Regions from separate parts of the Homo sapiens genome. Here all the other regions are linked to region 2. A link is a loop called in an ENCODE intact Hi-C map of the cell type or tissue named here. Cell type or tissue: IMR-90. All regions are shown on one strand.

What was found. Peaks named below come from ENCODE experiments on the same cell type or tissue, not always from the same donor. Only the 100,000 strongest peaks of a DNase experiment are listed, where the experiment ranks them.
Region 1: it touches region 2 in a loop (4-fold over the local background); 17 of 110 quality-filtered maps call a loop at or near these places.
Region 3: a loop joins it to region 2, with 6 times the contacts of the local background. A loop is called at or near these places in 11 of 110 quality-filtered maps.

Annotation. Positions count from the first base shown.
Region 1 is chrX:13,518,003-13,526,002 of GRCh38, forward strand. No RefSeq gene overlaps it. Among named protein-coding and RNA genes, the nearest start is that of EGFL6, 48 kb to the right of the region's middle. In IMR-90, no CTCF peak of the experiment used is centred here; no DNase peak of the experiment used is centred here; H3K27me3 peaks cover 380 bases.
Region 2 is chrX:13,641,474-13,649,473 of GRCh38, forward strand. No RefSeq gene overlaps it. Among named protein-coding and RNA genes, the nearest start is that of TCEANC, 7.7 kb to the right of the region's middle. In IMR-90, a CTCF peak has its summit at 4,779 (motif pointing left); DNase peaks (open chromatin) are centred at 4,748 and 6,388; H3K27ac peaks cover 1,374 bases.
Region 3 is chrX:12,810,884-12,818,883 of GRCh38, forward strand. The region is part of intron 4 of PRPS2 (phosphoribosyl pyrophosphate synthetase 2); the gene reads left to right. Among named protein-coding and RNA genes, the nearest start is that of PRPS2, 23 kb to the left of the region's middle. In IMR-90, a CTCF peak has its summit at 3,750 (motif pointing right); a DNase peak (open chromatin) is centred at 3,748.

The DNA of each region.
Region 1 (8,000 bases), 120 kb before region 2:
AAAACTCAGCCTACCACTTCAGAAAAGTTATTGGTCTATTTTCAGTGTCATTTACCTTATTATGGCATTATCTTTAGCTTCATCTGGGGGTAGAAAATGGTGACTCATTGTTACCATAACTGAATTTGAAATTCTTATTTAATATTGCAGAACTAATAATAGACTGTGTGATAGTGAATCACAATTGTTAAACCAGTCCAATTCCTTCCCCATCTCTGCATCAGCTCCTGTTCTGTTGGGGCAGCCAGCAAACTTTGCTTTGTAAGTTCTTTGTTCTCTGTCTCTCAGCTATGACCAGAAACACCTTTAACCGTGTGATGGCATGCTATTTTAGGTCATTAACCTCTGCTACTTTTTCTACTCTTTCGGCCCGCCCCACCCTTACTCCTGTCTGTGAAGTCAGCCGTGGTTGCCTCAGGAAGGGGATGATACAGGCAACTAGGCAGTCAAAGTTTTGAGTTCCAAAAGCCCAGGCTGGGCGTGATACAAAGACCTGGAAGAAAACATCGTCAAGCAGGTACAGTTGTGCCATGCTCAAGCCTAGAGAAGATTCTCTGGGATGTGTGGGAGAAAGAGAGATAAAAGGTAAATGAAAATCCTTCAGATGTCAGTGGGTCCCTGAGCAGGCCTGTGCCCTTGACAAGGCCAAGTCAGGGCAGAGAGGAGGAAATAATGGAAGACCAGCCTAGCTTTGAGGATCTGAATGCAAGGGGAACTTATGCTCTGTCCATGGCTAAAGCTCAAGTGGGCAGAAAGACCCTAGGGTTCCCTGTACCCAGCGTACTGTGGGAGCAAAAGGCACATCCGTTTTGCTGTGTCTGCAGGAAGTTTAAGAGAATCTCCAAGAGTCTCTCAGACCCCTGAGATGGCCAAGAGCAGCAGATGTTTCCCTGGTACCAGAAAGTGGTAGTCACTAGCACTGCAGGTAATGTGAAGCTGTTTCCAGAAGCTCTTTAGAAGCAATAGAATCTGCCATTAAGATTGAAGATCACAAATACATACAGAATGAACGTAAAAACCATGGCTGAGAATTGAATACTCAGTGGTCCCCAGAGACAAGTGGCTGTATCTCAAAACAACTTAGATAAAAACAAAGATGGTGGAAGCCTGGAAGATGCCTGTAGATGGCTCCAGAAGTGCTTCCCAGAATAGTGAAGACATCATTGTTGGAAGTTGAATGTGGAGAATCTGAATAAAATATCTTTCATAAAATGTGAGCAGGGGAAAAGTAATGTTATATATTGCATGTTACTTAATAAGGGGTTCCCAACAGGAGGCAATTTCGCCCCACAGAGGACATTTGGCAATGTCTGGAGACATTTTTTGTTGTCAGAACTTTGGCAAGGGTGGGAAAGTGCTACTGGAATCTAGTGGGTAAAGGCCAGGGTGTTGCTAAATGAGCTTCTGCTCTAGTTTGTGTTCCTACACCCAATAACACTAAGCCTTGACAATGACCAGTTCACAGGGCCGTGCTGTCACTCGTGATTGGATGTACCTCGTGATGGATGTTGGAAAGTTTCTCAAAGCATGTCCTCAGGATCCCTAGTTGCATAAAACATCTCTAAAGAATGGCTTGCATGGTCTTAAGATTTGGGAAAATGCTATATTCCAAATTCTCCCTTGTAACTTGGCAATGGACAGTAGTATGTTCAAGTCTCTGAGAAGTCCTGCAAAATGTTGGACTTGGATTAATCTAAAACTTTCCAAATTTGTTTGATCACAGAGCCTTTAAAATTTTTTTCTGAAGGACAGAGGGCAAGGACACTTCTAGTGTTGTCATGTTTGACTGTTTACATGTTTAAATACATTTTATTCTGAATTACTTTCATTTTATTCCCTTTTGTATTACTATTAGAGCATCATACCAATTTTGGGGCAAAAGTACGTAAAGGTGGGTTGTATTGTCTGTGAATTTCATGTAAAACTAGGAAAACAGGCACTGTAAACTATTTGTTATAAAAAGAGTGTATGGATATTTGTCGTAAGAAAACGGTATAGGAAAACCTCTGTGTGTGTCTCGGCATAAAGGTAAAATGATCACCTAAGCTACGCTCTCCATCAGAGATGAGTAGAGGAGGGATGTGAAATCCTGCTGAGATCACAGTATTGCATTACAGAGCTAAAAGCCACCCTGGGCTCCTCTAGTCCCACCTTTCGCTGTACAGACAAAGAAATTGAGATTCAGCAAGGTTCCATGACTTACCCAAGGGCCTCAAAGTTACCACAGAACACAAAGGGCCTTCTGGCATGGCCTGGTCATACTGCATTTCTTGAGTGGGTGAACAGAAAGTTCCAGAAGCAAATATTGTACCATTGTTTTCATAGAATTTACTGTCTTGGTTCGTGTTCACAAATCCCTGAAGAGCAATAGAGGGATGATATGTTAAACATGTTTCCCTGCAAACTCTCCATTCCCTCGAACTGTATTTACTCTACCCTAAAGCAGAAAGTTTAATTGTCCCCCTGGATGTGCTGTGTGATGATATTTTGGAAAGAGAATTGACCAAGGAGCCAGAAAATATCTTACAAAAAAAATCACTCTTACTCTTAAGAATAACACCTTCTACATTTCCTTAACCATAAAAAGTATTACTCACTTCATTGTCCAGACTTCGCTTAAATGAAATGTGACTCTTTCAAACAATCACATCAACCCTGAAAGGATCAAGGTTTGTCATGACTAAGTATTTTCTAAAGTGAAAAGTTAAGAGGGTCAGAGGCCTGGCTTTTGCCCTGGCTAGTTATGTGTACTTGAGATTGTCACTTCTCTTTTCTGTTTTCTCCATCATAAAATAGGTATAACAATGTATTTTCAGTTTTTCTCAGAGTTGTTTTGAAGGTAAAATAATACCAGGTATATGAAAGCTCTTTTAAGCCTTTATAAAGCCTCACAAGTACAAGAGATTGTGGTTATGCCATGCACAAAATAGCTTTTCCAACCTGAAATGAATATGAATATTTCGGGAGATGTCTGTGTTGGGTCTCAGACTAATTTAGATTCCTAAATTTGATAACTGTCAGGTGGTTTCAGAGTGACTTGCTGATTATTACAAAGCAGTCTGGCTTTCTCCCTCTGGGTGAAGCCAGCAGAGAGGCCAGATATTTCTGGAACTTATATCCAGATGTTTCCAACATGCTTTCCAATTTACACTCAACTGCAATGGTATTTCTCCATTTCCCCAAAGAATCAGGAAATAGAAATGTTTCAGCACACAGAATTGAATATTCCCAGTCACGGCAAATATGTACCTTGACTTGGAGAGATTTCTGGTTGCCTGGAACATTGTCAGACAGACAGGGACTGGTAGCCCTTGGGCTTTTTTTTCTCTCATTTTTATTTCTTTCTTTGTTGTTTATCTTGTCAAAGACCTCCAGCCCAGGACTGCCAGGAACATACCTATAGTTGAACACATTGGGATTACTGCTTTTTGCAATGAGGGAGACTGCACACCATGGGGGAACCATTGGACATCTCATTAAGAGATTTTTAGAAAAAACTTATTTTGGGGTGTGGGCTTATGTTAGGTGATTTAGGGGAGGGTTTAAGGAAGCAAGGTTTTGCTTTAGAGTGGTTGCTGTTAAGAAGTGGAGGTAATTCTATTACTGGCCATATTTGGTCATTTTTGTGACCTCACAATGCTCCGTCTTCTGTAGTCACACATGATTACAGGCCAGTCTTTATTTTTATCTTTATCCATCATGGTCACAGAGTGGCCTTGTCTGATGTTGTTGGTTTATAAAATATTTATGTTCAATAGGAGGGCACCAAGACCCAACCATAAGTACCAAGCCAGCTTCTAGCAACATCAAAGTCTAGCTCAAGTTTGTCCAACCCACAGCCTGTGGGCCATATACAGCCCAGGATGGCTTTGAATGTGGCCCAACACAAATTTGTAAACTTTATTATAACATCATGAGATTATTTTGCAATTTTCTTTTTAGCTCATCAGCTATTATTCATGTTAGTGTATTTTATGTGTGGCCCAAGACAATTCTTCTTCTTCCAATGTGGCCCAGGGAAGCCAAAAGATTGGACACCCCTGGTCTAGCTGATAGTGCCAGGCTGCCAGGGGCTATTCTCTTTCTCAATCTTTGCCATGAAATAAAATCCAGATATAAATATCTACGCACAACAAAGACGTAGCTTAATGAATTTTTATAAGATAAACAGCCTTGTAACCATCATTCAGGTCAAGAAATAGAGCTTTGGCAGTCATCCCAAAAGCCCTTCAGTTGTCCTAGTTCAGTCACAGCCCAAAAGTAGCCACCATCACTGACTTCTAGTCATCACTTCCTTGTGTTTCTTTATCTTTGTAACAGACGGTGTCTCTCTCTAGACACTGGAGTTTTGTCTGGCTCATTTTTTAAAACTTGATATGATGGCCGGGTGTGGTGGCTCACGCCTGTAATCCCAGCAATTTGGGAGGCCGAGGCGGGTGGATCATGAGGTCAGGAGATCGAGACCATCCTGGCTTACACGGTGAAACCCCGTCTCTACTAAATATACAAAAAATTAGCCGGGCGTAGTGGCGGGCGCCTGTATTCCCAGCTACTCGGGAGGCCGAGGCAGGAGAATGGCGTGAACCCCAGGGGGCGGATATTGCAGTGAGCCGAGATCACGCTACTGCACTCCAGCCTGGGCGACAGAGTGAGACTCCGTCTCAAAAAAAAAAAAAAAAAGAAAGAAAAAGAATTACATATGTTTTCCTCCATCTTTCTTTTCTTATAATTTACCTATTGAAAAACCAAAGCCAGTCAATCTATAAGATTTGTAAGTGTCTGGATTTTGCTATTTCATATTCATGGGCAGTTCAACCCTGACCTTTGTCTTCTATTTCCTTCCACTGACATCTGGATTCAGAGGTCTAAATGGACTCAAGTTCAATTACTTTGGCAAGTCTGTAGGTGGTGTTGTATTCTTTCCTCAAGAGGCATATTAAGTATCCTTTGTCCCTTGAGCTATTTTTATAAGAAAAATGTATGCTTTCTGTTTTCAGGTGTGAAATGCTGATTTAGACAGAACATCCCCAACCCCTGAGGAGACCAGCTGTGATTAGGTAATCCTGCCCAGAGGAAACTCAGAAAACATTGTTGAGGAAGGCTTCTTGGAGCACAGAGTATAAGGGATGTCATCTTGCAGTTGTGCTAAACGTCTCCTTTCCCTTACATTACTGTGAAAATGTCCCTTTTAGTTTTATATGTGGTGTGGAAATGCCTGTCCTCTAGAAAAACTTAAAATAGAGCATGGTGACATCTGGCATAGATCATACTTCTTTGTGATATGATGAAAAATGCATGGTCTATTAACTGAAACTATTATTACTGGAATATAGGACTCTGTGCTTGCATCCCACAATGCACAAGGTACCTAATAGTCACTTCTTCACTGATTCCATGAAATAAGTAGGAAAAACATAGTTCATAATAACGAAGGGATGCTGTCCACCATTAACGGTGGTGTCAATCTCTCCATAGTCAATAGAGCTTCGTGTCATCTAATCCAAAAGTTAAAGAGGTCAACTAACAGAGATCATTAATGTTTTACTCATGTGAACAAATACCATGACTCTTGACCAATCTTCAGTGTCATACTTCCTTTTTCAGTCAAAGTTTCATCAGGAAGACAGGATCTATACCAGTTATTTTAATAGAGTGAATTTAATATAAGGAATTGGTTAATGGTGTTGGAGAACTGACAAGTAAAGAGAATCCTGAGTTGTCTCAGAGATTGTAACTGCAGGAAGCAGCCACTACCCCTAGGGCTTGGTGGGAACAGGGAGAAGAGGTTTCTGAACCTAGAAGATTGGAGGAGGGTCCCTATGAGGCTGTCACCCATGGCTCTGAGTGGGGAAACTTTCTGGTGGTCCTGATGGTTGAGTGGGTGGGATAAGGATGGTTCCAATGATGTAGGAGGAAAAACAAGAATTGGAACCACCTGCTAGGGAGAACCATTCATGAGAAGACACTAATAGGAATGTTAATAAACAAGAAGGAACACATTCTTCTCTCTCCTCCAGTCTTGCTGCATCCCTCTATTATCCCTTCATGGCAGAGTCTGACAGGGAGCAACCGGCAAAGCAGAAATGCAGCAGAGTGATTTGGGGGCTGAGAGACAAGAGCTTAATAACTGGCACACTTCCTTTTTTCTTCTGAACAGATTACTGTGATTACCCTTGTTTTCAAAGAAAGTATCAGTTTAATCTTTTGAAGCTTGTTGGTAAATACAAAGTCATTACTAAACAAGGGAGTGGGTATTGATGGGTGTCTTGAGTATGCTCAGCTCTAAAAGCAGTTCATAATTTTGAGAGTCAAGGAACCACAGCATGGGGTTTCAAGTCTCTGGCTAGTGGGCATTCTCCTCTTCCTTTGCAATAAAGTTCTCATAAATGCCAATGTCTTGGTTTAAATTGTTGAGCCTGTGGTCTGTTTTCCATACCACTATGAATTACTTCCCAAGACATTTTGCGTCCAGCCTTAGGTTTCTAATGGCTAGGAGCACAGGACATGTGGTTATTGCAGTTTTGAACTTTCTCCAAAGAGATCAGTCCTAGAGTCCTGCCCTTCTCTTTCTGTGTCATTATCACCAAAAGGCAGAAATGAAGGCTTTACACTATGAGCTTGGGCCCAAAATGGGCAGGATCTTTCTGAATGTGGGGTGATCAAGGAATCCTGGAAACTTTGGGGGGTTGTGCATGATCTAAGAGTTCCCTGTTATTGAGCAGAGCATCTGAATAAATTCTTTTGGGAAAAGGTAGCAAGTTCAGATACACATGGTACTCTCATTCAACATGTTGTGCCTAGGACAAAGGAGATACTCAATGACAGATTATCATTAATTTATTGACTACTTTAGGAAATGTTTATTGGATACCTATTGTGTGCCAAGCATTGTTTTAAACCCTGCTTATACAGCAATAACAAAGCAGATGATATCTTGCCCTCATGAGACTTGTATTCTAGTGGAGGAAACATACGATAAACAAATAACAGTGTAATGTGATATCAGGACATGGTAGGTGCTATGCAGAAAAACAAAGCAAAGAAAGGGGTAGCAAGTGACAACCAGGGATTATTTTAGAGAGAGGCCATCTGAGAAGACACCTGATGAAGATGGTGGTGTTTGGAGAAAATTCTCCATAGGTCTTTGCATTTCTTCCCATCTTTTGAGCAAACACATGGCAACATTTGTTCCAGATTATTTTTCCAATGATGTTTGTATAGCAGCCAGCCTTGGAAGATAGAGATGGTGTCTCTCTCTGAGGCAGAAGGCAGATTCATTTCCTGATCAGGATAATAAAGATAATGTCTGCCTCCAGGGCAAAGATTGGGCAGGTTTACATGCAATCAGGGGTTTTCTAAGCCCAGGGTTCCTGGGCTTTGACACAGAGCCACTACATACACAACATCCACCTTTGCATCACCCTATGGGACTCAGGGGCAAGAGATACTGATGTGAACAGAAGGCTCATAAGTCCTTTGTATCTGACCCAGGAGTCTCTACATTCTGCCCGTCTGTAGGGAACTATGGTCGGCCAACCTGTTAGCTTGTAAATAGGGTAACAACTCAAACCCTTCACAGTTTTGACAATTGGCTTAACCTCGAAGACATTGAAGGAGGTCTTTGGTTATCAGGAGTACCAACAAAACCACATTACAGCAAGTGCTCAAGATCAAAATTCTCATTTTGATGAGATTAAAATCAAGAATGTTTTGAAACCTAGGACAACTAAGTAACAGAAAAATTCTTGTAGCTATTGCTAAACATTTCAGGCCACTAAGAAAAGACAAGCTTTGGCTGGGTGTGGTGGCTCATGCCTGTAATCCCAGCACTTTGGGAAGGCGAAGTGGGAGGATCACTTGAGGCCAGGAGTTCGAAACCAGCCTGGGCAACATAGCGAGACCCCATGTCTAAAAAATTAAACTAGATTAGCATGGTGACACACGCTTGTGGTTTGAGCTACTCAGGAGGCTGATGTGGGAGGATCACTTCAGCCCGGGAG
Region 2 (8,000 bases):
AAAATTAATTCAAGATGGATTAAAGACTTAAATGTTAGACCTAAAACCATAAAAACCCTAGAAGAAAACCTAGGCAATACCATTCAGGACATAGGCATGGGCAAGGACTTCATGTCTAAAACACCAAAAGCAATGGCAACAAAAGCCAAAACTGACAAATGGGATCTAATTAAACTAAAGAGCTTCTGCACAGCAAAAGAAACTATCATCAGAGTGAACAGGCAACCTACAGAATGGGAGAAAATTTTTGCAATCTACTCATCTGACAAAGGGCTAATATCCAGAATCTACAATGAACTCAAACAAATTTACAAGAAAAAAACAAACAACCCCATCAACAAGTGGGTGAAGGATATGAGCAGACACTACTCAAAAGAAGACATTTATGCAGCCAAAAGACACACGAAAAAATGCTCACCGTCACTGGCCATCAGAGAAATGCAAATCAAAACCACAATGAGATACCATCTCACACCAGTTAGAATGGCGATCATTAAAAAGTCAGGAAACAACAGGTGCTGGAGAGGATGTGGAGAAATAGGAACACTTTTACACTGTTGGTGGGACTGTAAACTAGTTCAACCATTGTGGAAGTCAGTGTGGCGATTCCTCAGGGATCTAGAACTAGAAATACCATTAGACCCAGCCATCCCATTACTGGGTATATACCCAAAGGATTATAAATCATGCTGCTATAAAGACACATGCACACGGATGTTTATTGTGGCACTATTCACAATAGCAGAGACTTGGAACCAACCCAAATGTCCAACAATGATAGACTGGATTAAGGAAATGTGGCACATATACACCATGGAATACTATGCAGCCATAAAAAATGATGAGTTCATGTCCTTTGTAGGGACATGGATGAAGCTGGAAACCATCAATCTCAGCAAACTATTGTAAGGTCAAAAAACCAAACACCGCATGTTCTCACTCATAGGTGGGAATTGAACAAAGAGAACACTTGGACACAGGAAGGGGAACATCACACACAGGGGCCTGTCGTGGGGCGGGGGCAGGGGGGAGGGATAGCATTAGGAGATATACCTAATGTTAAATGATGAGTTAATGGGTGTAGCACACCAACATGGCACATGTATACATATGTAACAAACCTGCACGTTGTGCACATGTACCCTAAAACTTAAAGTATAATTTAAAAAAAAGAAAAAAAAAGAAATAAAGACGTATATGAACTAGCCCATGGGCTTTAACATCAAAAAAAAAAAAAAAAAGAACCGTGAAAAGGCTGATGTTTTACCTGAATTACAAGCTAGCAGGTTGTCCTGTCCTGGTTTCATAGATATTGGTAAAAAAACACAGCTTGGCTGGGCATGGTGGCTCATGCCTGTAATCCCAGCACTTTGGGAGGCCGAGGCAGGCAGGTAACTTGAGGTCAGGAGTTTGAGACCAGGCTGGCCAACATGGCCAAACCCCATCTCTACTAAAAATACTAAAATTAGCCTGGCGTAATGGTGCACACCTGTAATCTCAGCTACTCAGGAGGGTTAGGCAGGAGAATCACTTGAACCCAGGAGGTGGAGGTTGCAGTGAGCCAAGATCGCGCCACTGCACTCCAGCCTGGGCCACAGAGTGCAGCATTCACAGTGGGCTTGTGCCACAGCTGAGCCCTGAGTCTGGGAAAGCCCCAGTCTAATAAGAGGGCTGAGAGCAAAGCTTCCCAAACTTTGTCCTGGAAGGAGACAATACCTTTATCATCTTAGTGGAGAACCAAGTCTGCCCCCCAAAAGGAAGATGCTATCCCTGTTCCCTGAGGCTGTTCATTATACAAACATCCTTGAAAAGAGGCCGGGCACAGTGGCTCACGCCTGTAATCCCAGCACTTTGGGAGGCCGAGCTGGATGGATCACAAGGTCAGGAGTTCAAGACCAGCCTGGCCAAGATGGTGAAACCCCCATCTCTATTAAAAATACAAAAAAAATTAGCCGGGCGTGGTGGTGGGCACCTGTAATCCCAGCTACTCGGGAGGCTGAGGCAGAGAATTGCTTGAACCCCGGAGGCAGAGGTTGCAGTGAGCCGAGATCTTGCCACTGCCCTCCAGCCTGGGCAACAGAGTGAGACTCCGTCTCACAAAAAAAAAAAAAAAAAAAAAAAAAAAAGAAAGAAAAGAAAAGATAGTTCAGAACAAAGGCTGCCAGGGCTTATGTGTATAAGATGGGCAGACCTATGGCGAATCACTTCCTAACATAGACTCTTCACTTTCTAGAATTCATTAGATGAGGGGACAACAGAAAGATTTGATAGGAATGGTGATCTCTCACAAATCCGTAACATTGCAAATAACACTCTCCCCTTATATGGGCCCAGCTACCTTTCCTTGAGTGAAGAGAAGTATACTTTCTGGAACTTACTTTCCCAGGGCTGCTATTGAAATCCTGTTCCAATCAGACCATAAGATATCAGTTAGGTGATTTAATTTCTGCAAAAGAAACAAACATAGAGTGAAATCATTCCAAATTTTGAGGGAGAAGTATCACAGTTTTGGAACATGTTATAATTTGATAATCTCCTCTAAAAGTGGTTATTTTTTTTTTGAGTCGAATGGGCTTGTCTCTTGGAACAATTAACGTGTTTTGGAAACCTGACAGGATGAATTGGATAATGACTATTTAGCATAATTTCGGGTAAAGGCAGTTCTCATGGAAGGTGGAAAGCTATCAGCCTGACAATCTAAAGCACCGATAGTTTCTCCCCAAGAAGGAATAGGGGGTAGAGGTAGTGGCTAGACACATTTCTATTTTTAAAACTGGCTTTTATTGAATGTTGGTGAATTTATCTCAGTACATTGATTTTAATTGGGATACAAAAAAAACTCCTTTGACAAGTCTGAGGCCCTCTAAAAATGTCAAAAAGGCTTAGACTGGGTCAACATCTAAAAAACCAACGTAAATGAACTCAACCTTTTTTCTCTTTAATTCCATCAGACCATGACTACAGATACTAAATAGCTGTGTTCTGTCTCTATTCAAAGTGTTGTCCTGGAGTTGTGTAGATGCAGCTTCATCATTCTGTCTGGTCAAGGAATGGTAAGGTAATATGAACTTTGGGATTTTTGTACATACAAGCAAGGGTCCTTTTTGTGTGTGGAGAATGGGGTTCTAGGTTGACCTTTTTAGAAATCTGGCATTTTTAAATGTCATATCTATGCTTCATAAAAAATTCTAGTATTAATATGCACATGAAAAAAATCTGTAAAATGATTTATAGATGTAAAATAGACTTACATCTTGGGAGGCAGTAGTATAGACTTACATCTTGGGAGGCAGTAGTATAGACTTACATCTTGGGAGGCAGTAGTATGGTGTGGTGGTGAGTCTGCCTGGGGCCAGAAAGAGCTGCCCCTAAGTGGGCTTAAGACAGAAAGGTTACATATGCATAAGATAGAGGGGTTACATATGCATATTTTTGACCAAAATAATTATCTTGTGTATATCTTTAATCAATTTGGTAGTGTCATATAAATTGTTTTACATTTCTATGTTGTCTTATTTGTTTGTTTGGTTTGGTTTCCTCCACTCTGTGGCCACTAAGAGTGCTGAATGTCATTAGGTAAGAGCTAATTACCCTTTCTTTCTCAATAATTTCTTTGACGGCCTATATATTTATTTTAATGACAATGTTGCTCAAAACACATTTGAAATTGCCTTTTTCAGGTACACAAATCATACAAGAGACTTGGCATTGTCAATTTATGGTTAAAATTTTTGGTCATCATTTATGACCAAAAATAGCATTACCAACCCAGAATTCCACTGCTAGGTATATACCTAATAGAAATGAATAGTAGCACTATTTGTATTAGTCCCAGTGGAACAACCCAAATATCCATAATGTCCATTGTTAGAATGGATGCACTGTAGTGTATTCATTCAATAAAGGACTATGAAGACATGAGAATGAATAGCTTAACGCTGCCCACAGCAACACAGACAAATTTCAAAAATATGTAATTGATCAAAAGAAGCCAGAAAGTACATACTGTACACTTCCATTTACTTAAGTTTCAAAATCAGGCAAAATTAATCTATAGCGGTAAAGTTGGGATTCTGTTTATGCTTTTACCCGTGGTGGGGGCGGGATGCTGGAAGGGAACACAAGGGGAGAATTTCTGGGGGGCTGGTAATTCTGCTTCATGGTGCCTTTTGAATGGACATGTTCACTGTGAAAATTAACAAGCAGTACACTTACGATTTGTACACTGACTTTTCTATATATGTGTCATACTTCAGTAAGAACTTCTTTCAAAAATAAAAGTATTACTCCCCCTACCCCTTAAGATGAACCTCTTCTGTCTGACATTGTGCTGAATGACTCGGGACACCTAGAGTGAATTCAGCTCTCAGCGCCAGGTAGGTTGTGGCTGAAGCTACACAGACTCAGGTATAATCCAGCCACGGATGACTTTTGTTGTGGGTGTTCACTGGCCTGCCATCCAGGCTGCTGGAGGTGAATGGCATGGGAATCTGGAGAGGAAGTTCAACGGGCCCAGGGGCTGAAGTTTGAGGAAATATTCCTGCTGCTCAAGAGCCTGGAACTCTCACCTGCCCCACATCTATTAGTCTTTCTGGACAATGATGGAAGTTTCTACGTCTCCCTTTTCTATCCCTGTTACTTCTTTTAAAAGTCTTTTTCCTCCTAGGATTAGTCCAGGCTATCCTCACCCAGCTCTCCTGATGAATGTGAACGGCTTTCCACTTGCATCAGTTTTTTGGAGTCTTCTCTCAGAGTTCCAGCAGTGCCCCCTTGTGACTGCATGTGTGTGGCTGCCACCAGGCAAACAGCAGAGCTGTTTCCAGGATCTCCTCCTACTCCCTCTTTGCTCCATTTCTTCTCCTCCCTGGTGTTTTATGAACTCATGCTTCTTTCTGGGTACCCAGAACCTTCCAATTCAGTCACCCTTAAGATCTCGAAGAATCCAATCTTGCAGACCTTTCATTCCCTCCCAATTCTCCCCATCAACATTTACTTATCCTATGTCCCATTCCATTGGTCTCTGACAAGGGAGACGATCCTTACAATATAACTCAGGCATAGCAAATAAACAGCTTCAAGTGTAACCTTTCCTAAGTAATAGTTGCTGTTTTATAATAGCAGCTTTCAATGTCTTCATCCAAAGGAATGAGTAAGAAAGGAATTCTAGCACCATGGTAAGGTCAGGGGTTCTCTTCTGATGTCCCTCAAATCACACAGCCATATTAAGACAGGCTGTGTCAGTTAGTGTTTACTGTTAGCAAGCCACCAAAACAGACCCAGCAGAGGGAAGTTATAGTAAGGATAGCAGGAATGTACAGGTGGAGGGAGAGACCAGCCAGCCAGCTTTGGAAATGGGCCGCTGGGCTAGAAGCAGAACTGTGGGAAAGGAGCCATTGGAGGAATGGTCTCATAAGGACACCACCCTCATCTTAATGATCTTTCACCATGTTTAGACTCCACATCATTCTGCTTAAAATTCACATTCCAGGGAGGATGTGCAATCGGGCCAGCTGGGGTCATCTGGCTGCCACCTGGCTAGGGCAGAATAGGCACCTGATTGGCTGTTTGGAAGGTGTGCTGAAGCTGGGTGGTCCAAACTCACCAAAGCCCACCATGTGAATGAACCCCATCATGCAAATCTGAGATCGAGTACATGTAATTATCCCAGGCCACATACCAGTGTAATAGATCTACTCTCATAACGACAAAAGAGTTGACAACTTCATTCTCTTCAGCAACCAGAAACCTAGGTGGGGTCTGAGTCAAGGTTTGAAATGAAGAACAACTAATATAAACATTATTGCCAGGCACAGTGGCTCACGCCTGTAATCCCAGCACTTTGGGAGGCCGAGGCAGGTGGATCACTTGAGATCAGGAGTTCCAGACCAGCCTGGCCAACATGGTGAAACCCTATCTCTACTAAAAATACCAAAAAAATCAGCCTGGTGTGGTGGCACCTGCCTGTAATCCCAGCTACTCGAGAGGCTGAGGCAGGAGAATTGCTTGAACCCAGGAGGCAGAGGTTGCGGTGAGCCAAGATCACGCCACTGCACTCCAGCCTGGGTGACAGAGTGAGACTCTGTCTCAAAAATAAATGACTAAAATTTTTTTTAAAAAAAACATTATTATATGAGCCAAATAGTGCAGCAACTCCATGTACTAGGTTTTTGTGAGAAAATGAGGCTGAAATGGCAAAGCGCTTCTCTTGGGCACTGTAAATCAGAACGGTATACTTCTGGCCAAATGTGTCTCCCACTGAAGACTAAGAAGAGAACATGGCTGTCCTTTATATTGTCACTGTTGATAAATAGGCCCTCCTGGCAGCATGCCAGGTCATATCATGAAAGGACAGCTGTGGGTGGTGTGTATAGTGTCAGTCCATGAGAATGAGTCATGAGGCCACGCGGTGCAAGAACGAAAGATAAAGGAAGCAGCACCGACCAACGCTTCAATGTTTAATGCTTATGTCTCACTATGCCGATGAACTGCTGTTACAAAACGACTTCCCTTTAAAACAAAGACTCAAAAACCAAAATGAAGTGAGGCATTTCATGGGGCAGTCCACATGTCAGGATCACCTCCAGACTGTACTACTCCTGGTTACAAGCCACTCTGGCAGAACAAAACCCCAGATGACAGGCCTCAGTTTGGATTTCTTCATAGCAATGGAAACAGCAACTGCGCAGGCAGGCAGAGGTCTTTGAGTAGAGTTGGTGTCCCCTTGTTCCATTTCATTTTGTAAGTGTTCTATATTTTTCTGATTAAAGAGAATTTTGAAGAATCCCTAGTAACAAAATAGTAAAGATGTTGCACTGCCTCTGAATTTTCCTCTTATGATATGCACCAATGTATTAGTACATTCTCACACCACTGTGAAGAAATACCTGAGACTGGGTAATTTAATAAGCAAATAGGTTTAATTGACTCACAGTTCTGCAGGGCTGGGGAGGCCTCAGGAAACTTACAATCATGGCGGAAGGGGAAGCAAACATATCCTTCTTCACATGGTGAAAGCAAGGAGAAGTACAGAGCAAAAGGGGAAACACCCCTTATAAAGCCATCAGATCTCATGAGAACTCACTATTACAAGAACGGCATGGTGGTAACTGCTCCCATGAATCAATTACCTCCCACCAGGTCCCTCCCACAACACATAGGCATTATAGGAACTACAATTCAAGATGAGATTTGGGTGGGGACACAGCCAAACCATATCAACCAAGAGGTGACTGAAGCCAGACTTTCTGGTCCTTCATCATTCCTCCACTAAATGTTGCCATAAATCTATGGTAGAATAACATACCTTCTAGAGAAATTAGCAAAATGGACAAATGGTATAGAAAAGGAGAATAAGAGGTATGGAACTGATCTGGAGATTACTACAGGTACAAGAAGGTGTTAAATGGGATATTTCCTGACTCAGAGTTTTGTCCAAGGCCCCAAAGGTGAGAGCACAATGTTAAGTGTCTGCTGGTTCTAATGAGAGATGTTAGACCATTTACCCAGGGCTTACTAAATGATGAGCCAAAAACTCCTGTCACCCATGCCCGTTTGCCACTCTTCAGCTTATGTACAGGAGAAGGCAACAGTGAAAGAGGGTTGTTACAGTTCTGGAAGCTTCCTTCCCACCCCCACTCCAAGGCAAGTGAGGGTGACTTTGAGAGAACCACTCAGAGAGATTGACAGGTGCCCCTGTTGTAGAATGGTGTCTGACTCTCCAAAAAAAAAAAAAAAAAAAAAAAAAAAACAATAAATAGGCGAGAAGCCAGCTAGAGCTACCTAAGACCAACTGTGAAGATGACGAGAAGGGCTGCAGAGGGAACAGCCCTGCTTCCAGGGCTGGGCGGGGAGCAGGGCCGCTGGGTTGTTCCCATGGGCTAAGTGCACATCAAGCAAGCAGCTGGGCCTAGGCTGTCTTGGAAGGACCCTGACCAACAGGCCTGCAGGTGAGGTAACCCGACAGAAAAAGTTTGTGTGGGATGTGCTACCAAAAGCAGGAG
Region 3 (8,000 bases), 830 kb before region 2:
AGAGGGCTGAAGGCCAGATTTCTAGCCAAAAGCCAGGGGGAAAGCCCATCTTTACCTCGGCCTTTGGTTTAGGGGAGGAAATAGTCACCTATGAGAAGTCAAACCACGAGCCTGTGCCACATTCAGATGTGGAGTGGAATGCACACGAAAATGTGCTCCAGGCTGCAGAGCCCCTGCAGAGGGAGAATTTCACAATCCTAGCTGCTCGGTGAGTGCTCCCTGCTCAACCTGACCCGATGCCTGATCCAAAGTTAGAAAACCAAGAGAACACAGTCCACGCAGGCCCAGCATGTGCAGACAACAGGGCAGCAGGCAGCCAATACTTGGGGATAAGATAATAATTACTGGACTATCAAATAAGTAAGTTTAAAAGGAAACTGAGGTGAAGGAGAGTTAACAACAACCTGGTCGTAACAGTACGGCAGTGATGAGGCACCCAGTGGTGTGAGAACGTGGTACTAAGTAGCACCTCTGAAGGGCTTCACAGAGATACTCGAGGCGTTAACAAGCAATCAGGGTACAGGGTGTTCAGAATCAAGGATGAGCACAATAAGAGAATGCTGCAAGCTGAGGCTTGGTGACCCAATGACCTTGTAGAGCTTTGCAGATGCTATCTGGGAAGAAAAAAAGCTGGGAAGGGAGTTTTATTGTGTAGGTAGAGACCTCCATAAGGGAGAAGTAGGAGAGACTTCTACCCCCCAGTCCAGTGAGGAAGCAAGGAAGCTCTAAATGTGCACTAATAGAGGAGTGATGAGAGTGACAAGTGATCAGCCTTTGGAATGTCTGACATCAAAAGCCTGTCCCTCATTTGGCACCCTCATCTGCCTGCAGCCCAGCTGAGGACCTAGGATCTAACACAAAAGCTTAGAAGTAGCCCAGAAAGTTGTCTTAACACTCTTGCAGGGAAACACAGGCCCTGATTCTTAGAAGAGCCTTGTTCATTCTGCTCAAAGCTGCCTTCCAACGGCTGCTGGGGTTCCCAGCACAGAAGAGAAGGAACGGACCATGCAGCTGGAGATCGGCCTCTGCCAGCAGCAGGAAGTGGCTGTGGCCAGGGAGGAGACACAAATATATAAAAGACGGGAGCAGAAAGTTAACTTGCAAAGACCCTAGGTGGGCAGTCACGGGGTGGAGGGCAGCGCTGTGTCACGTAGCCTATTACTGTACGGTGTGTAATGTTCACAAAAATGCCCTTGGCCAAGAATCAAGGTTGAATGACGCTGAGAGTCCTCTGCAAAAGATTGTGAGCAACATTTTGGAGTCATATCTACTAGAAATGCTTGCAGTTGACTTGGAAACTTCTGCAAGTCACATGGAATCTGCATTCAAATGAGGCAAATGCACTGGCCCAGTGGAAGGTTAGAGGCAAAGAATCCAGCCAAAGGGGTACAGGAGCGAGCGTCAGATGTAACTGGGTTATAATAACAGCTTTGTTACAATGTAATTCAAATACGTACAATTGGCCGGGTGTGGTGACTCACACTTGTAACCCCAGCACTTTGGGAGGCCAAGGCAGGTGGATCGCTTGAGGTCAGGAGTTCGAGACCAACCTGGCCAACAGGGTGAAACCCCGTCTCTGCTGAAAATACAAAAATTAGCTGGGCTTGGTGGTGCACGCCTGTAATTCCAGCTATTCAGGAAGCTGAGGCAGGAGAATCACTTGAACCTGGGAGGTGGAGGTTGCAGTGAGCCGAGATCACGCCACTGCACTCCAGCGTGGGTGACAGGGCGAGAGTCCGTCTCAAAAAAGAAAAAGAAAATACCAAAAAACTCCAAATACGTACAGTTTACCCATTTAAAGTGTACAGTTCAGCAGTGTTTTGCATATTCAGAGATTTGTGCAACCATCACTATCTAATTCCAGAGCATTTTTATCACCCCAAAAAGAAACCCTGTACCCATTAGCAGTCACTCCCCATTTACTTCCCCCCACCTTATCCCTGGCAGCCAGGAATCTACTTTCTATCTTTATGGGGTTATCTTTTGGAGACTTTGTATATCAATTGGTAGTATAGAACATGGCCTTTGTGTCTGGCAGATACCTTTGTAAACCAGAAAATGTTATTTTGGCAGCTACTCAGCCCAAAGAATAGTAGATTCCACAAATTTGTATGACCATCTTTCTTTCCTCCCCCAACCTTGTTTTTATATACATAGTCTAAGAATATCATACATGCTCTTAGCAGAAATTCAGACAGTACAAAAGTGTCCCATCCCTGTTCTTTAAATGCCACCGTTATTTCCAGTGTCAGAATTGTGTTATTTAAGCGTATATCTGCCTATTTATTTCACGCAAATGGCAATGCGATGTACACAGTTCTTCACTGTGCTTTTCTGAAAAACTCACTTGCTGTATCTTAACAATGATTCCATAGTCGTGTTGTGCAGCTGTGCAATATTCCCTTGTGTGCATGTACCACAGCTCCTGTGACCAGTCAGGCCCCCTCTTCCCCATTTGTAGGTGCCGTTGTTTGCACTCTTAAATGCAGTTGTGAAGCAATATCGTTGCTTTGACATTTTGTACACGTGTGCTAGTAGGATACGTTCCTAGAAGTGGAATTGCCGAGTCAAAAGGCATGAGCCATTTTAGGTTTGATGGGCAGTGCCAAAATATGGTCTTTTCCAAAAAATATACCAGTTGACATTCCATCATGTATGGATGCCAGTGACTTTCTACACAGCCTTGCTCACACAGTGGGTTATCAGGCAGTTTACTTCCAGATCAGGTAGGTGATCTATGGCATCCTCTTCCTGTGAGCTCTGGTTGCTGTGGGTGAGGGTAGTGCCCTCACCAGGGTATGTTGATTTTCCATGAGATGGGTCTCTATTCAAATCTTTTGCCTATTGTTCTCTTGGCTGGGACGTTTCTTGTGGATTGTCTACAGTTTTGCATAGACGAGATCACAGCTGTTTCTCATGTGTGTTGCAAATATTTCTCCAAGTTTTTTCATTTCTTCTCCTATTTTGTATTTTTATTCTCTGCAGGACTTTAAAAACCTTCTTACGTAGTCAGGTTTATTTTTTCTTCACATTATGGCTTCTGAGTTTATGTAGGAGTCATCCTTCTCTTAAAATTTGTCTTCTCCCATGATTCTGTATATTTTTTTCTTTTTTAATGTCCCAAGTTTACTTCCATCTGAAATTTATTTTGGAATAAAGAATGAAATAAGAATCCAGCCCCCCCACCCCCGACTCTACTGTCTAGTTTTTCCAAAACTATTTATTAAATAATCCACCTCTATTGATTTGAAATGGCATCTTTCATCATATACAGAGTTCCCCATTTCAAATAGATAGCTATTTGCCAACTCCTACTTTTAAAAAAATGCAGAATAAAGTAAACAGAATAAATGGCTGGGGTTGAGATGCTGTTTTGTTTTGTTGAGACCTCCTTTCAAGCAGTCTGCACTCAATCACCCCTGCTCCCTCTGCCAGGAAAATCAAGCTTTTTAGGGAAGTACATTTCAGAATTTTTGTCACCTCCTTTCTCTTTTCCAAGTGTTTCTGCTACACATTATTGTCATCCTCATATTCTAGCCCCCAACTGACAGTCTCCTCAGAACAGCCTTGCGGGTAATACATGACATATGCAGTTGACATTATCTGTGACTTCTTTGCTTGATGCAAAAGGTCATAGTTAGCAAAATAAAATACTGTAAATTTCTGTCTGACCAATTGGAGCTTGTTGCTTTAGAAAAAGCTTTGAAGCTTGACTCGTTCCGGGTAAAACTGAATGTTGCCACAGGAGGTCACTCTTGGGTAGGCTTTGTAGCTTGGTTGGGTTGACCACGGAAAGAAAATTAAACCTAAGAAACCTACCTACCACTGCTGAGATAGCAAGTGTCAACCTAAAAGTGGTATGGGAAGAGGGTAAAACTAGATAACTCAGATTTAACTTTTTTTCTGATTACATAATCTTTGAAGATGCTCTATAGGAAATTTGGAAAGTAGAAAGAAGAAAATCTTAACACTTTATATCTCAACCAGTGATGCCACTATGAATAATTTGGTGTACTATGTATCTGTCTCTCCTGGGGGAGCTGATATGGCACATGCACCCACAGAGAAAAGATTGTAAATATGTGCCCAGAAGAAATCCAAAACTGTATGTATATAATTTTCGTTCTGCCTTTTTCTGCCTAAGATTTCAGTGTGGTATGTTGTGTCAACATCATTTGTTAGGAGTATGTATTAGGTCTCCATGATATACAAGGAAAAGAAGAGTTACCTATAGCTTTTTCAGGAAATCATAGCGTTCTAACAACCCAGGAAGCTGTTTGCAGGGGTATTTTCTCTTATCTTCTTCTTCTGACATTACCATTGGATACCTTTTAGTGGCTAGGGCTCCCCACTCAAGTGAGATGTCTGTGTCCCCCACTGCCAAGAACCACAGAGCTCACCTTCTTTCCCAGTCCCACTTCCATGCCTACCCTGCTGTCTGCTTGTGAGCAGGCTCGTGAGAACAGGCGCCACCTGGCAGAGAGATGAAAACAGGTTCTGCTTTAACTTCTCCGGTATAGAACTTCCACCACAAAGGGCAGTGCTTCCCAGTGCTGGGCTGTGGATTGGTATCCTGTCATGCCCAAATCTGCCTAGTCGTTACCAAATAAGCAGACGGTAATGTATGTGGACATTTTGTGCGAGGTGTTCATGTGTCTTGGGAAAACCTGTCTCATGTTCCCAGAAAGTAGCTTTCCTTACCTGGAGTTTGAGTGGCTTTTATGACATTGGCATGTAGATAATAGAACTGTACGTGTTTTTTTGTTTGTTTGTTTTTTGAGATGGAGTCTCGCTCAGTCGCCCAGGCTGGAGTGCAATGGCGTGATCTTGGCTCACTGCAACCTCCACCTCCCGGGATCAAGCGATTCTCCCGCCTCAGCCTCCCAAGTAGCTGGGGTTACAGGCAGCCACCATCATGCCCGGCTACTTTTTGTATTTTTGTAGAGATGGAGTTTCACCATGTTGGCCAGGCTCATCTTGAACTCCTAACCTCAGGTGATCCACCCACCTCGGCCTCCCAAAGTGCTGGGATTACAGCTGTGAGCCACCGTGCCTGGCTGAACTGTAGGTGTTTTAAGGTGATGATGGAGCAAAATTTTTGTTGGCCTTTAAATTAATTTTTTTAATTAAATCTTTAAGTAAGGAAACTGTTGACAGCTAGACAAGTTTACAAACAAAGGGTATCTGCTAGGGCTACTGTGGTTTTGGTTGCATCCTGAAGAATGAGTGTTTTAAGGGTAGGATGAGTGTTCTAAGGGTAGGAGAAACATGGACCTCAATATAGTAATGATTCCCTTTGCTTCAAGGACGTTGATGTCTTATTCTCTTATCTCACAGTCTCTGTGTTTAACTGGAAAGTTTGGTCCCTTTTCTTTTATGATAATTGACATAGTTGGATTTATGACCACCACCTTACTATGTGGTTTTTTTGTTTTTGAGACAGAGTCTTGCTCTGTTGCCCAGGCTGGAGTGTAGTGGCGCGATCACAGCTCACTGCAGCCCCCGATCTCCCAGGCTCAAGTAATCCTGCCACCTTAGCCTCCCAAGTAGCTGGAACTAAAGGCGCATGCCACCATGCCTGGCTAATTTTTGTATTTTTTGTAGAGATGGGGTTTTACTATGTTGCCCAGGCTGGTCTCCAATTCCTGGGCTCAAGTGATCTGCCTGCCTCGGCCTCCCAAAATGCTGGGATTATAGGTGTGAGCCACCATGCTTAGCTACTATATGCTTTAGTTTTTCCTTCTCCACAAAGTAGACATTATTATTATTTTGGTTTTGTACAATCAACATTTGTTTAGATTTGTCCACATATTGATCAATATCTTTGCTTACCTTTCTCTGCCCCTGCCCCTCACCACATCTCAATGTATCTGTGGTGATTTTCCTTTTGCTTAAGTTGCATTCTTTAAGTGGTTATATGTTAGAAATAAATTCTCAGGTTGTATAGTTTGGCTGAAACTATCTTTATTTTGCTCTCCTTCTGGAAAGGCAGTTTTGCTGAGTATAGACTCCTAGCCTGAGAGTTATTTTCTCATATCACATTGAAGATATGACTCCATAACTTCTGGCTTCCATTGGGGAAGTTGAGGACTTGGCCATCCTTACTAGGTGACTTGTCTTTATTCTTTGTCTCTTTTAAGCTTTCTTGGTCTTCTATAGTTTTGTTAAGATTGTTTGGGAATTCATTTGTTGGGTTTATTGGATCCGAGGATCCTCAGATCCAATAAACCCAACAAATCATCAGGAAACAGTTGTCAGAAGACATCATTGGTCCTGTGTTTCCTACGGAAATAAAAAACAATAAATATTGCACTGAATGTTTGTGGTTTGGTGTCCCTGAATAATAAAGAAGGAACATATTTGCAAAAAGTTGCATAGGGTTTTTTTATGCAGAATTTTGTCAGAAGACAGTGGTGCTGCCATGTTTTTCTTTGAGTGCAAATGTACATTGCTAAGATTTTTTTAAGATGGCATGTGCTTTGAAAAGAGGATATTGCATTTTTAAGAGTTTAAAAATCTTATGAGTGAGAAATATTAAAAAATCTTATTTTCCCCTCTTTACAAGAAATAAAAGATGTTCCTCATAAAAAAAAAAAAAAAAAAAAAGGAAATATTAGCCGAATAGGTTATACAGAGTTACCATATGACCCAGCAATTCCACTCTGAGGTATATTCCCCAAAGACTTGAAGACAGGGACTCAAACAGATACTTATACACCAGTGTTCATAGCGGCAGTATTCAGTATAGCCAAAAGGTGGAACCAACCTGAGTGGCCATGAACAGATGAATGGATGAACGCAATGCGCTGTATCCACCCAATGGAATGTTATTCAGACTTAAAGAGAGATGAAGTACTCATCTATGCAGCCGTGTGGATGGACTATGAACAGTTTATGCTAATTGAAAGAGGCCAGACACAAAAATGCACGTATTTTATGATTCCATTTATACAAAAAGTTCAGAATAGAGACAGAAAATAGATTCATGCTTGGCAGGGCCTGGGGGGAGGGGAGAATAGGGAGTGCCTGCTTAAGGGGTGTGGGGTTTCCTTTTGATATCATGAAATGTTCTGGAACTAGACAGAGATAATAGTTGTGCAATGTTGTGAATGTACTTGATGCCATTGAATTAATACACTTTAAAATGGCTCCAAGGATAAATTCTGTGTTATGTATATTTTACCACAATTGAAAAGAAACACTGGCTGGGCACAGTGGCTCATGTCCGTAATCCCAGCACTTTGGGAAGCTGAGGTGGGCGGATCACCTGAGGTCAGGAGTTCGAGACCAGCCTGGCCAACATGGAGAAACCCTGTCTCTACTAAAAATACAAAATTAGCCAGGAGTGGTGGTGCATGCCTATCACCCCAGCTACTCAGGAGGCCGAGGCAGGAGAATCACTTGAACCCAGGAGGCAGAGGTTGCAGTGAGCCGAGATTGTGCCATTGCACTCCAGCCTGGTCAACAAGAGTGAAACTGTCTCAAAAAAAAAAAAAAAAAAGAAAAGAAAAGAAACACTGGTTGTGTTGTGAAAATCCTCAGAAATAGGGAGGGGAGCCTGGAGCACCTAACTGCCCTTCCCACTGCCTTCTCAGCCCCAGAGAGTGTCCCCTCTGTCCTTCATCAGAGCACGCGAGGAGCTCCATTCCTGGTCGTCATCTGAGGATGACACAATGAGTAGGACTAGGACTTTAAAACTAGTGTGTGGAGGTTATATCCTCCATGTACTGCGTCTTAAGTTGGGCCATGTGTGTATTGGTCCCCAAAGCATTTTTTCAGCTAAATTGCATAATGACTGTTATTTTAAAAACTGGAAAAGGAAAATCTTAATGTTACATTATACCTGTGGCATTGTCTTGAAATAAGTTTCACCATTTAAATCCACTCTTCACAGGAAAATCTGAAATGCCCCAGGCTCACCAGCAAGCGAGGCCTGCCCACTTTCTCTTCCTGTTGGCAGCTCAGCTCCTCCTGAGCTAGTGATTTTTTTTTTTAAAGAG